Regions from separate parts of the Homo sapiens genome. Here region 2 is linked to region 1. A link is a contact called in ENCODE Hi-C or POLR2A ChIA-PET data. All regions are on one chromosome and are shown on one strand. The core of a region is the stretch at or near the end of the contact, and the rest is flanking DNA. Distances in the headings are between cores, read along the strand shown. Region 1 overlaps PGBD5 (piggyBac transposable element derived 5). Region 2 overlaps PGBD5 (piggyBac transposable element derived 5).

Region 1 (5,252 bases), core at 2,753-5,252:
CCTGCAAAGAAGGCTGAGAAATATTCTCGAAGATGAGACACACAGAAGCCACGGAGAAAAAGGGATTAAGTGATGGAGTCAAAAGTGAGAAGCCTCAGTCATGTTCCTGATAAGAACGGAAGGTATTTGGGCAGACAGCCAAGCCCGCATTGACTGACACAGGGCCGTAACAGGAGAGATTTCTTCACAGACAGAACTGTTTTCCAAAGCAAGCTGCAGAGGCCACCGGTGGGGAGGGGGCACTGGGGACACTTTCCCTGGCCACTACCTTGTGAACTTCTGGGGACTTCTTTCGTTTGGAACTCCCACTACACAAGGCTAAGGCTTTCCACAGCCAAAGCTTGGCAAGCCCTCGCTTAAGGAAGAGGGACCAGAACCACAAAGCTGGCATGTGGGTGAAGACGGCGCCTCTGGCCTAGATCCCAGGGCACTCTGATGAGACCCCACAGCTGGCTCCACTCCCCCACCCCATCCCACTCTCCCCATACTGTGAGCTGGGGCCATCTGGGTGAGGAAATCGCTATGGTTCTTTCTGGCTCAGGGTCTGGTGTGGCCAAGGGCTTGCCCTGTCCAAATGCCCCCCAGAATAGTGGCTCCCTACCAGGCTAACTTCAGCTTCAGTAGTTGTTAAGCTCCAAAACACCCATCTCCATCTAGGACAAGAAAAGGACCCAGGGGGAGGGTGATGTCCCGGATCTCATAATGATTGTTTTCAGTATTCGGATCAGCAGAGAGGATTGGATATGGAAAGGAGAAAATCCCCCACAAAGTTGTCAGGTAAGTCAGGGATAAAATCCCCCGTCCTCGTGATGAATCAGGACAGCCAGTGCCCACAGCAGTTAGGACGCGGCCTCCTGCGTCAGGCAAACCCGGGTCTGCTTACCTGGGCGAACCATTGCACCACTCCATCTGGGCGTGGTGACAGTCCATGCCTAACCCACAGGGATCCCTGTGAGGAGTAAGGCTCTGGGGCAGAAGGGCCACCCCAAGCCGCCTGGAAGTGTGCCTGCCTGTTAGCCACCGCTGTCATACCTTTCAAACACAGCACCTGCGAGGATGCAGGAGACAGATCTGGGAGGTACCACACCCAAGGTCACCTTTCTCCCCCATCAGTGTCGTTGACTTGTTCTCGCCCCAATCCCAGGCAAGTGGGGAAATGTTTTTTTTTTGCCATGAATGCAGACTGGAGGAGAATGTGTGAGGCTTGCGTAGTTGCAAGGCCCCATGGCCCTCCCGGGTTTGCCCTGCTTCCTCTCAGCCTGATGCTTGGTGACCCCCCCTCACTGTTGGGGGGGCTGAGCCTGGGTCCCTGGGGAGGATGGTGACACACGGGCCACACAGGAAGGATTCAGAACCTTCCAGGCTCTGTCCTGGGGACCTGCAATCTTCTTGCTTCTTGCACGCAGCAGAGTTAACTCAATTTTGGTGACCAAGCCTCATCTGATTTAGTCAGTACTGGATGTGTTTGCTCAGAATGACCCAGCCACCAAGACTTTTCCATATGACTTGCCTGACTTTTGAAAGATGTCCCTAGTATAATGTCCCATGGACCACGGGAAGACGTTGTTCAAACTCGAGGCTTTTTTTTTTTTTTTTTTTTTGTGGCGGGGTGGGGGTTGGAGTCTCGCTCTGTCACCCAGGCTGGAGTGCAGTGGTGCGATCTTGGCTCACTGCAGCCTCTGCTTCCCGGATTCAAGATATTCTCCTGCTTAGCCTCCCGAGTAGCTGGGACTACAGGTGTCCACCACCACACCCAGCTAATTTTTGTATTTTTAGTAGAGATGGGGTTTCACCATATTGGCCAGGCTGGTCTCAATCTCCTGGCCTTGTGATCCGCCTGCCTCGGCCTCCCAAAGTGCTGGGATTACAGGTGTGAGCCACCGCACCTGGCCAAAATCGAGGCTCTTTAGGGAGCAGAGTGTGGGGAAAGACAATGAAAGTCGAATATGGAACCTGATCAAGTAGGCACCAAACAGAAACAGACATTCACTCAATGAAGTTAAATTTGCCTAAGAAGGACCTCACGGGACGCTCAACACAACTGCAGTAATGGGAAGGTCTCATAAACTCCGTGAAGCTCAGTGCAGGTTCAATTCCCTGTGAGTTGCAGGGAAATGCAGATTCTCTTTGGAGAAGCTTGGAAGTTTTTGTGGGTGTTTTGTTTTGCATAAGGCTGGGAAGCTCATTGCTCCATCTTTTTTTTCCAGAGCCTGCAGCAGAGACATCCCTCAGGGGATCGGCTTGGCTTAGTGGCTGGATCTGAGTGGAATGGGCTCTCACTTGCCATGTGTGCAGTGGTGCTTGCCAGCCCCATATACTCAGCCAGGGCCATGCTGGCTCCCTCTGTCATAAGACCACTTACGATGCTCTTTCCTCATCCCCAGGGATGGCCAGCTACTCCAAAGCCAATCAAGAATCAACCTGAGGGCTGTTGAACCCAGGGAGATACTGGAACCAGATGCACTTCAACTAGAGTCACTCCAAAAAGCCACTTTGAATCACATCTCTAAGGCAAGGTCCAGGTCCCTGGAGGTTCTGTCAGTCCGTCCTACATGCTATTCTGTCCTTCTGGATGGAGAAGAGAAACTCTTCTCAGTCAACAGCATTCCTCCAGAGACCTGAAGTGGCCACTGAAGCCTCCCCTAGACCCGGCTCAACAGCTGCCTTTTCCCATCATGTATCAGACAACAGGTGGCTGCCATTTTAGAAACAGAGTGTTACAATGTTACAATTATTCTCTCATGACTGGGGAATGCAGCCACCCACTGCCTGTCAGAACAGCACCTCTTCCTGCTCATCTGGAATGACACACGACACAAACTAGAAGAAAAGAGGGAAAACCACCAGGCCGGAAGGCAGGCCTGCTAGTGTCTTCAATGAAACAGGCACCTCAAATACAACTGCACTCATACAACTGCAACATCAAGAGGTATTTCTATTAGCCAAACTCAAAAACATTTCTTTTTTAAACTGCTCAGTGGTTTGAGACACCAAGAACAGTTAATATCATACACACCAGATTATATAACAAAAAAAATCAAGTATTTAAAAGAGTAGCCTGTATTTTTGTTCCTTCACCTTGTTTTTTTTCTTGATACAGGGTCTGGCTCTGTCACCCAGGCTGGAGTGCAGTGGCTCAAGAGATCCTCCCACCTCAGCCTCCCAAGTAGCTGGGACTGCAGGCATGTGCCACCACACCTAATTCTTGTATTTTTTGTAGAAATGGGCTTTCGCCATGTTGCCAATGCTGGTCTCAAACTCCTGGACTCAAGCGATCCGCCCGCTTCAGCCTCCAAAAGTGCTGGGATTACAGGCATGAGCCACCGCACCCCGCCTGTTCCCTGACCTTTTAAACGAATTCACGTATTAACGGAGAATCAACATCTAAATAGACTTTTATTTTTATTTTACTTGTTTGGACAGAAAAGAAAATTCATCAGCTTTCATTAGAGTCTCCTTAAGTGTTGGAAACACATTAAACTCAGAAATAGTGGACCTTGTAGAAAAGCATCACAAATTAAAAATATATTTCTCCATGTGGTAAAAGTGCTTTCAATCCCATTAAAGGGCACAGCAAGGGTGTTTGGAAACACGATCTGAAATTTGGCCTGCAATCCGTGGCATCGATTCCAACCACAGGGCGGGGGAGTCACCATGATCTAGAGCACAGGAGCCACGTGGGGCCCGGAGCATGCGGACAGCAACACTCGCAATAACTGAGTGAGGACGAGGCCCATAGCCTGAGTAGAATAGATTCTGTATTTGTAAAAAATGAGGTGGTTACATCAACTGGGTTGAAGGGGGACTGGGTAATCCCAGAAATTCCTTGTTTCTGGTCTGTGGGGATGGTCAGATCTGCCCACCACTCTGGCACCGAGGCTTCCCTGGAGACGCATAAACCTGGGTTGGGAAAGTGCCCAGATCTGCCTGGGGGACACACGAGCCTCGCTGCCAGTGCCGGGCACGCAGCCTCTCCAGTCCTGCCGTCAGCAACCGCCTCCGGCCCTCATGTCAAATCACACCTGACCAGAGTTGTCACCACAGTCCTGTTTTGGGGTTTTTCCAAGGCCAGCCCTGTTGTTCTGAGGGGCCACTCTGAGCAGGCAAACACTGCCAGGGTCACTCACTACACACAGAGGAAAGACAATGAGCAAATGGCCATCGTAGAGAATTCGGTTGTGTGTTTCAGCAATGCTACTTATTTTTCAAGACAAGTAATTCTGCCAATGATGACATCTGCGACAAAGCTTAGGGCCCGCGGGCTCCCCATGCGCCTCGTGGAGAGCAACCACGTCTGTTCGGAAGCCAGCGGCCCTTCCCGGCCCTGCCACAGGCCAGAACACAGAACTGTGATCATGCAAAGAGCCGTGACTGAGGCCGGGGTCAGCGTCGGGGGTGGAGAGGAGGGGACATCTGCCTTTTACATTAGATCTGAAGCAACAGTAAGAAAATAACCTGAAGATATATTTAAAAATAAAAAATAGCATCATCCTTCACTCCAAGTTTTTGGCATTTCCCTCTCTCCCCTGCCCACCAGCTAAGCAGAGGGAATGAGCAGGAATGCCTCGTTTTTCAGAATGGGCACCCACTCCCCATTTCACCACTGTACACCCAGGATGTGTGTCTTCTTCTAAGAGACCGGTTCAAAGGTGCTGGCATGAGGCAAATGCTGGAAAACCCTCCGGCCTCCCCTGACACCTGAGCCATTGTAACCATGCAGGGCGTCTTTGCTTCCTTCAAGTCTTGAACTTGAACCACGTCCCAGATTGCTGTAGATCTTTAGGAAGCAGGCATCTCTCTTAGAGCGTGCTCCAGCTCATTCTACCACGGGGGCCTTCCTTCACAGTCACCAGTCCACGCTGCCTCGCAAGCTCCACGGATGTCATGAGAGAATCTGCCCTTGAGAACGTGGGTGTAAGTGCTCATCACACCGGCGGCACTGTTTCTCGAGGGAGGACATGCTCTTCTTGGAATGCAAATGAGGACAGCAACCGTCCTCTGACCAGGTCCATCCTGTCCCTCCAGAGGCCCTGTGCATCCCTCCCAGGCAGCAAGCCACACACCAGGCCGTGTCCGGGTCTCTGATGGGCAAGTTGGAACGGCAGGCTCTCCTCCTCCTCTTGCCCCTCCCTTGACCGAGTCCTGCGCCCCCAGCATCAGTGGGTCGGAGAGGCATCCTCCAAGCCCAGCAGCTCTCTGACGAGTCTCTCTCCAAACTGCGCCCGGCTGTACCTCTTCACGTGGTAGGCGTC
Region 2 (5,252 bases), core at 946-3,445, 59 kb after region 1:
CCTGAGCCAATCCCTAGATGTCCAACTCTAGGGGAGGAAAGACTGCGCCCAGCATGCCAAACCTCACCCACCTGCTGCCTGCCCAACCTGCTCTCCTGCTTTGTGACCAGCACCCCATTCACTTAGTAATTCATGCCACAACCCTGGCGACCTCCTTTCAACCCCTGCTCCTCACCTCCACTTCCACATCCCATCCACAAGCTCCACGTTCAAATTACTCTCTCCAAGTCCCATCTGCCCATTCCAGGATGCCGGCTCTCCACCAGGTCCCCTCAGGATCTCTTCAGGCTGACTGTAGTAGCCTGCTAATCAGACTCTGTTTCCATCATTATTAGAATTAACTTTCAAAAACACAATTCTCATCATACCATACCCCTCACTGAAATGCCCCATTGGCTCTTCAATGCCTACCTCCACTTTCTGTACCTTTTCAGTTTCAGCTGTACTAAAATACTCATGTTCACCAGCATGCAATGCCCTTCAGGCCTCCTTGCTCTTGCATTGTTAACTGGTCATCTTCCACACACTCATTCCTACTTCAATACCCAGCTCAACTAGCCTGTTGGCACCCCAGAGGTAGTTCCTCCTTCCTCTGCACCCTCGTAGTGATCGATCCACCTCTCTGATTTGATAAACAGAGCCAACAGTTACCAACCATGTCCTCTACAGTGCGAGGTGCTTTTCTAGGCACTGACACATGTTGGCTCATTTAATCTGCATCCTCCCCTCTGAAATCTTATCATCATCCCCATTTTACAGATGAAGAAAACTGAAGCCAGAGATTCAGGGACTTGCCCAAGTGGCGGGATTTGAACCCAGGAAGTCTGGCTCCTGCACCTCATTTCTTCATTACTACCCTCAGCATACTGGATTGTAATTACTGATTTCATGTTTATCTACTGTGCAGAGCTGGACAGGGCTAGGCAATTCCACAGAGCAGGGGCCGTGTGCTATTTACATTTGCAGACCCAGAGTGCAGCAAATGTCACACACCTGGTAGGAGTTTGTGATGCATCTGTCCAAAGGCAGATAGGAGGCCAGCTCCAGATGAATGGGTCTGCTAGATACTTTCTAAGTTAATTAAGTCAAATGGACTTCCCTTGTAATCACAGGATAGAAAACAAAGCCCTGTGTGGAAGAGACAGGCAGTACTTTCATGCCATTTTCCTTTACTTAATTACACAGAGAAATTAATCCTACTGTGAGTTACTAATTCAGATGCCAGACCAGTGTCACTGGCAGCCACAGGGCGCTCTGCCTCCCTGTGCTGGGCCCTCTGGGCAGGGCATACCTAAGTGGGGCCCTGCAGGGTTCCTTCCAGGTGCTCACCCTAAAGGCTGGTCACTTGTGGTGGAAACTGACACCCACCACTACCGTCTTGGGCAGAACCAGCACCTCCTTCCCCTCCCGGCTCTCCAAGTGGACATAAGCAACAGCCCCTCACTCTTGCTGCCAAGAATCTGTGCATCTGCAGGAAGGAGAAAGGAGATGCAAGGTACTATCCATGCCAAGCCCAGGTTATGGCTTTAGGGTTTCCAAAGAAAACCCTGTAAGCAAATGCACACCTGGTGAAGAGGGAAGCTATACAGGTCAGCACCCACACCTGTACTCAAGAACCAGGTGCATCAATCTCTGCTTTCAAGACCCTGTGTCTTGGGCTCAATCACAGCTTGTGCAGGGCTCTGTCCACCAAAAGGCTCAACAGTCAAGAGAAAGCTTAAGTGGAATAAAGACAGGAGCAGCTGAAGTGGCCCAAGAGATGGCAATGGCTGGAATCAACCCAGAAACGGTAAAGGGAAGAGTCAGAGTGCTAGGCCCTGTGGACACGGATGGCTCTGGGAGCCCCGCTCAGGAGTGGGTGGCCGTCTGCGGCCGTGTTCTCCCTAGAGAGGAGTGACAATGAGGCAAACACCATCCACGTGCACAGTGCTTACAGTTTATAAACCTGCTGTCACACACACTTCTGCCCTTCTCCCAGTGAACCTCTGAAATACCTATTGTTTTGCCCATGTTATAGATAAGGAAACTGAAAGCCAAACAAGGTTGCGAAATTTACCTGGACTATAAAGTTAGAGCCAGCACTGAACCCAAGTTCTGTCTCCAAGCCCAGAGCACTTCCTTTCTCAGCATGTCCCGCTGCCAGGTTGTGAGCACACTCAGGTATAGTATAATCCTGGCACCAACAGACTGGCATCCCAGGCAACCAGCCTACTCTCTGGGTGTCCCTGGGGAACATGCACACGCTGCTGCTGCCTGCACTCTGGAGCAGCCTCCTTCCCAGATGGCCTGCCGTGATGGAGCTGCACTTCTCAGTCTCAGCATCTTGGCCAGGGGCCGCCACTGGATGTCTCACGCTGCAGTGGACCAGTTGTGCACCCCAACCCTGATCAGAGGCTGGACCCTCTGCCAGCCTAGGCTTACCCCATCCCTGCCTGAGCAGACTCCCTGGCTGGCCCAGGCACTTAGCAGTGGGATGAGAAAACCACCCACTACTTTCTTCTGTCCTATCAGTGTCCCTACTGCTAACTTGGCTGAATTCCTTGTTCCATGAGCAGGGGACCCTTTTGTGCCTAGTCCAAGTCCCAGCCACCCTCCACGCCCAGGGTTCCCGGAGCCGCCGTCTGTGTTCTCTTCCCTTGCAACTCCACAGCTGGGCATCCGGGACAGAGTGTGAGCCACCCCTCCCCTCATTTCCTTTCTTCCCTTCACCCCAGCATGCTGGGATCACTGCATGCTGTGCCCTCGGGCTACAGTACCCACTCCTGTCCCTCTCCCATCCTACATCCACTCTCACAGAGATGGCAAAATCTAGCTCAGCTGCAACCCTTTTCATGAAACTTTTGTCATTCACAGCTTTAAAAAAAATTGCTTCCTTCCTCTGGATTCTCAAAGACTTTACATCTTTCTCATGCAAAGTTTTAACTTTCTACTGTGGACTACTGTTGGACGTTAGTACTGTAAGCTTTAGTCCTGCCCAATTCTTCCCTGTCAGCCCACGTGGTTACTGCCTACTGCAGTTCCTAGGCCAGCAGGAGCCCAGCAGGCAACCATGGAGCGCGGACATGCTCAGAGACAGCCCTGAGTGTCTCGCTGCAGAATCGCCTGTGGTTGTTGATGAAAGCACTCACTAATGATTTGTTCCTCTACCTGGGCATTTTGAAGTATTTTAATTTTTAACAGGACACAAGAGTCCTGTAAAGGAATGACATCCTAATGATGGAATTTCAGGAATGTCCACTCATGGGGACTTTTCCATAGTCATGTGAGGAGAAGAGCTGTTGACTGCCAGGCCTGTAGCGGCCAACTGTGAGCACCTGAACTGCACTGAACAGGCCACACTGATGATGGGCAAGGGAAGCTCTGGCTTTTGTATGCTGGCCACCCCTGATCTCAGGGAACTGGCTCACTGATCCACTGGATATAGGGTGACCAGCTATTTAGGTTTACACAGAACAAAGGGGTTTCCTTAGGCCCCGGATTTTCAGCTCTGAAACCAGGGCAATCCTAGGTAAACTAGGGTGGTTGGTCACCTGAGAGGAGGTGAGTCTGTTATGAAAACACGTGCAAGGTGTTCAGGCATCTTTAGATTTTTATAGGAGAAAAAGCATACACATTTATTTAATGTATATATGTGGGAGTCTTCAGAATGAAGACCCAACATTTCAATGAGTAACAGAAGCTTATATACTGTCTTGAGGTTACAGAAAGAATGGGGGCATGGGTCCTAGGAAAAGAGGTTATGGGATGGGGGAGAAGAGGAATGTTCAAGGAGGGATCTTTAAATGTCAGATGTTACTACTTCATTGTAAGGATGCAGGCTCTCTATTTAAAACTTTCCCTGACTAGAATTTGGTGGGGCAGCTGTCCGGGCAATGGTTCTCTGCCATCTCGCTATTTATTTTCCCTGCCATCTCGCTGTCTCTGTTTTATGTATGTATGTATGTACATGTGTATGTATGTAAATATTTGAGACAAGGTCTTGCTCTGTCACCCAGGCCAGTGTGCAGTGGAGCAACCACGGCTCACTGTAACCTTGACCTCACAGGCTCGAGCAATCCTCCCACCTCAGCCTCCAGAGTAGCTGGGACCATAAGCATGCACCACCATGCCCAGCTAATTAAAAAAATTTTTTTTTGTAGAGACAGGGTCTCACTATGGTGCCAGGGCTGGTCTCGAACTACCGAGCTCAAGCAATCCACCCACCTCAGCTTCCCAAAATGCTGGGATTATAGGCCACCATGCCCAGCATTTTTTTTTTAATTTTTGAGAGAGTCTCACTCTGTCACCCAGGCTGGAGTGCAGTGGTGCAAACACGCATCACTGCAACCTCAAACTCCTGGGCTCAGGCGATCCTCTTACCACAGCCTCCTAAATAGCTGGGATTATAGGTGCACCACCAAGCCTGGCTTATTTTAAAATTTTTTGTATTTTTTGTAGAGATAGGGTCTCACTATGTTGCCCAGGCTGGTCTTGAACTCCTGGCTCAAGCGATCCTCCCACCCCACCGCATCCCCTTGGCTTTCCAATGTGCTGGGATTACAGGTGTGAGCCATCATGCCAACCCCACAGTCTCTCGAGAGACTCCCAATTCCTCAAAGTTGGAGAGCAGCAGAGACAGCACTGGGAGCCAGTGGCTTCTGAAGGGGCCTGAGCCCCATGAGCTTTGCCTGGCTTTTGCCTCTATTTCTGGCTTCCCAAACAAAACCTGTTCCAGCAAAAGTCACACTGTGCTGATGCCTTTGGACAAAGCTGTGTGGGTGGGCAGGGTGAGTAGAGGAGGAGATGAAGCCAGTGGTGAGAGAAGCCCAGGTGAAGGCAGTAGATCAGGCTCGGTCCTCCCCTGTGACTTCGGGGATAAGCAACAGTGGTGATGGAACCCAGAGAAACAGCGTGCTTGTCCCGTCCGTCCAAGCACAGTTGAAAAGCCTTCCAACTTAACACAAGCTGGTTTTCTGCACAGACGGAAAGATTCCTGATTTCTTTGGGGGAATACTTTTTGCAAAGAGGGTCGGAGCAACCGGGGAAGTATTGGATGCTATATATTTCAACCATTTAGGTTACATTTAAAAGTACTACTGAACGTCATGTTAACAAAAACAACAAACAGGAGTAGTAAAAAGAGGGAACATTTGCCAGTACTTTCAATGTTGTGACTCTGGATCACTGGGTGAAATGTACATTTTGACTGCATGGGGTGGGAAATAGGGAAGGGAGAGGAGATCTGAGGGATGTATGTGTGGAAACTTGGCCAG

The links. Hi-C counts contacts between places; a loop is a spot of excess contacts on that map. ChIA-PET counts read pairs that join two places held with the same protein, here RNA polymerase II (POLR2A).
Region 2: a loop to region 1 is called in a map of endothelial cell of hepatic sinusoid, with 7 times the contacts of the local background. The contact joins two enhancer-like sites. A Hi-C loop is called at or near these places in 1 of 168 maps with a recorded cell type or tissue (endothelial cell of hepatic sinusoid). POLR2A ChIA-PET finds 5 or more read pairs at or near these places in 1 of 52 experiments (K562).

The regions. Positions count from the first base shown.
Region 1 is chr1:230,318,269-230,323,520 of GRCh38, forward strand. It overlaps PGBD5 (piggyBac transposable element derived 5), which reads right to left. Exons shown (of 7, transcript NM_001258311.2): 7 at 1-5,252. The coding sequence ends at 5,157. Among named protein-coding and RNA genes, the nearest start is that of PGBD5, 110 kb to the right of the region's middle. Within about 2 kb of position 4,003, at least 4 of the 41 ENCODE cell types and tissues checked have a DNase peak (open chromatin) inside an H3K27ac peak, as active enhancers do.
Region 2 is chr1:230,379,120-230,384,371 of GRCh38, forward strand. The region is part of intron 1 of PGBD5 (piggyBac transposable element derived 5); the gene reads right to left. Among named protein-coding and RNA genes, the nearest start is that of PGBD5, 45 kb to the right of the region's middle. Within about 2 kb of position 2,196, at least 7 of the 41 ENCODE cell types and tissues checked have a DNase peak (open chromatin) inside an H3K27ac peak, as active enhancers do.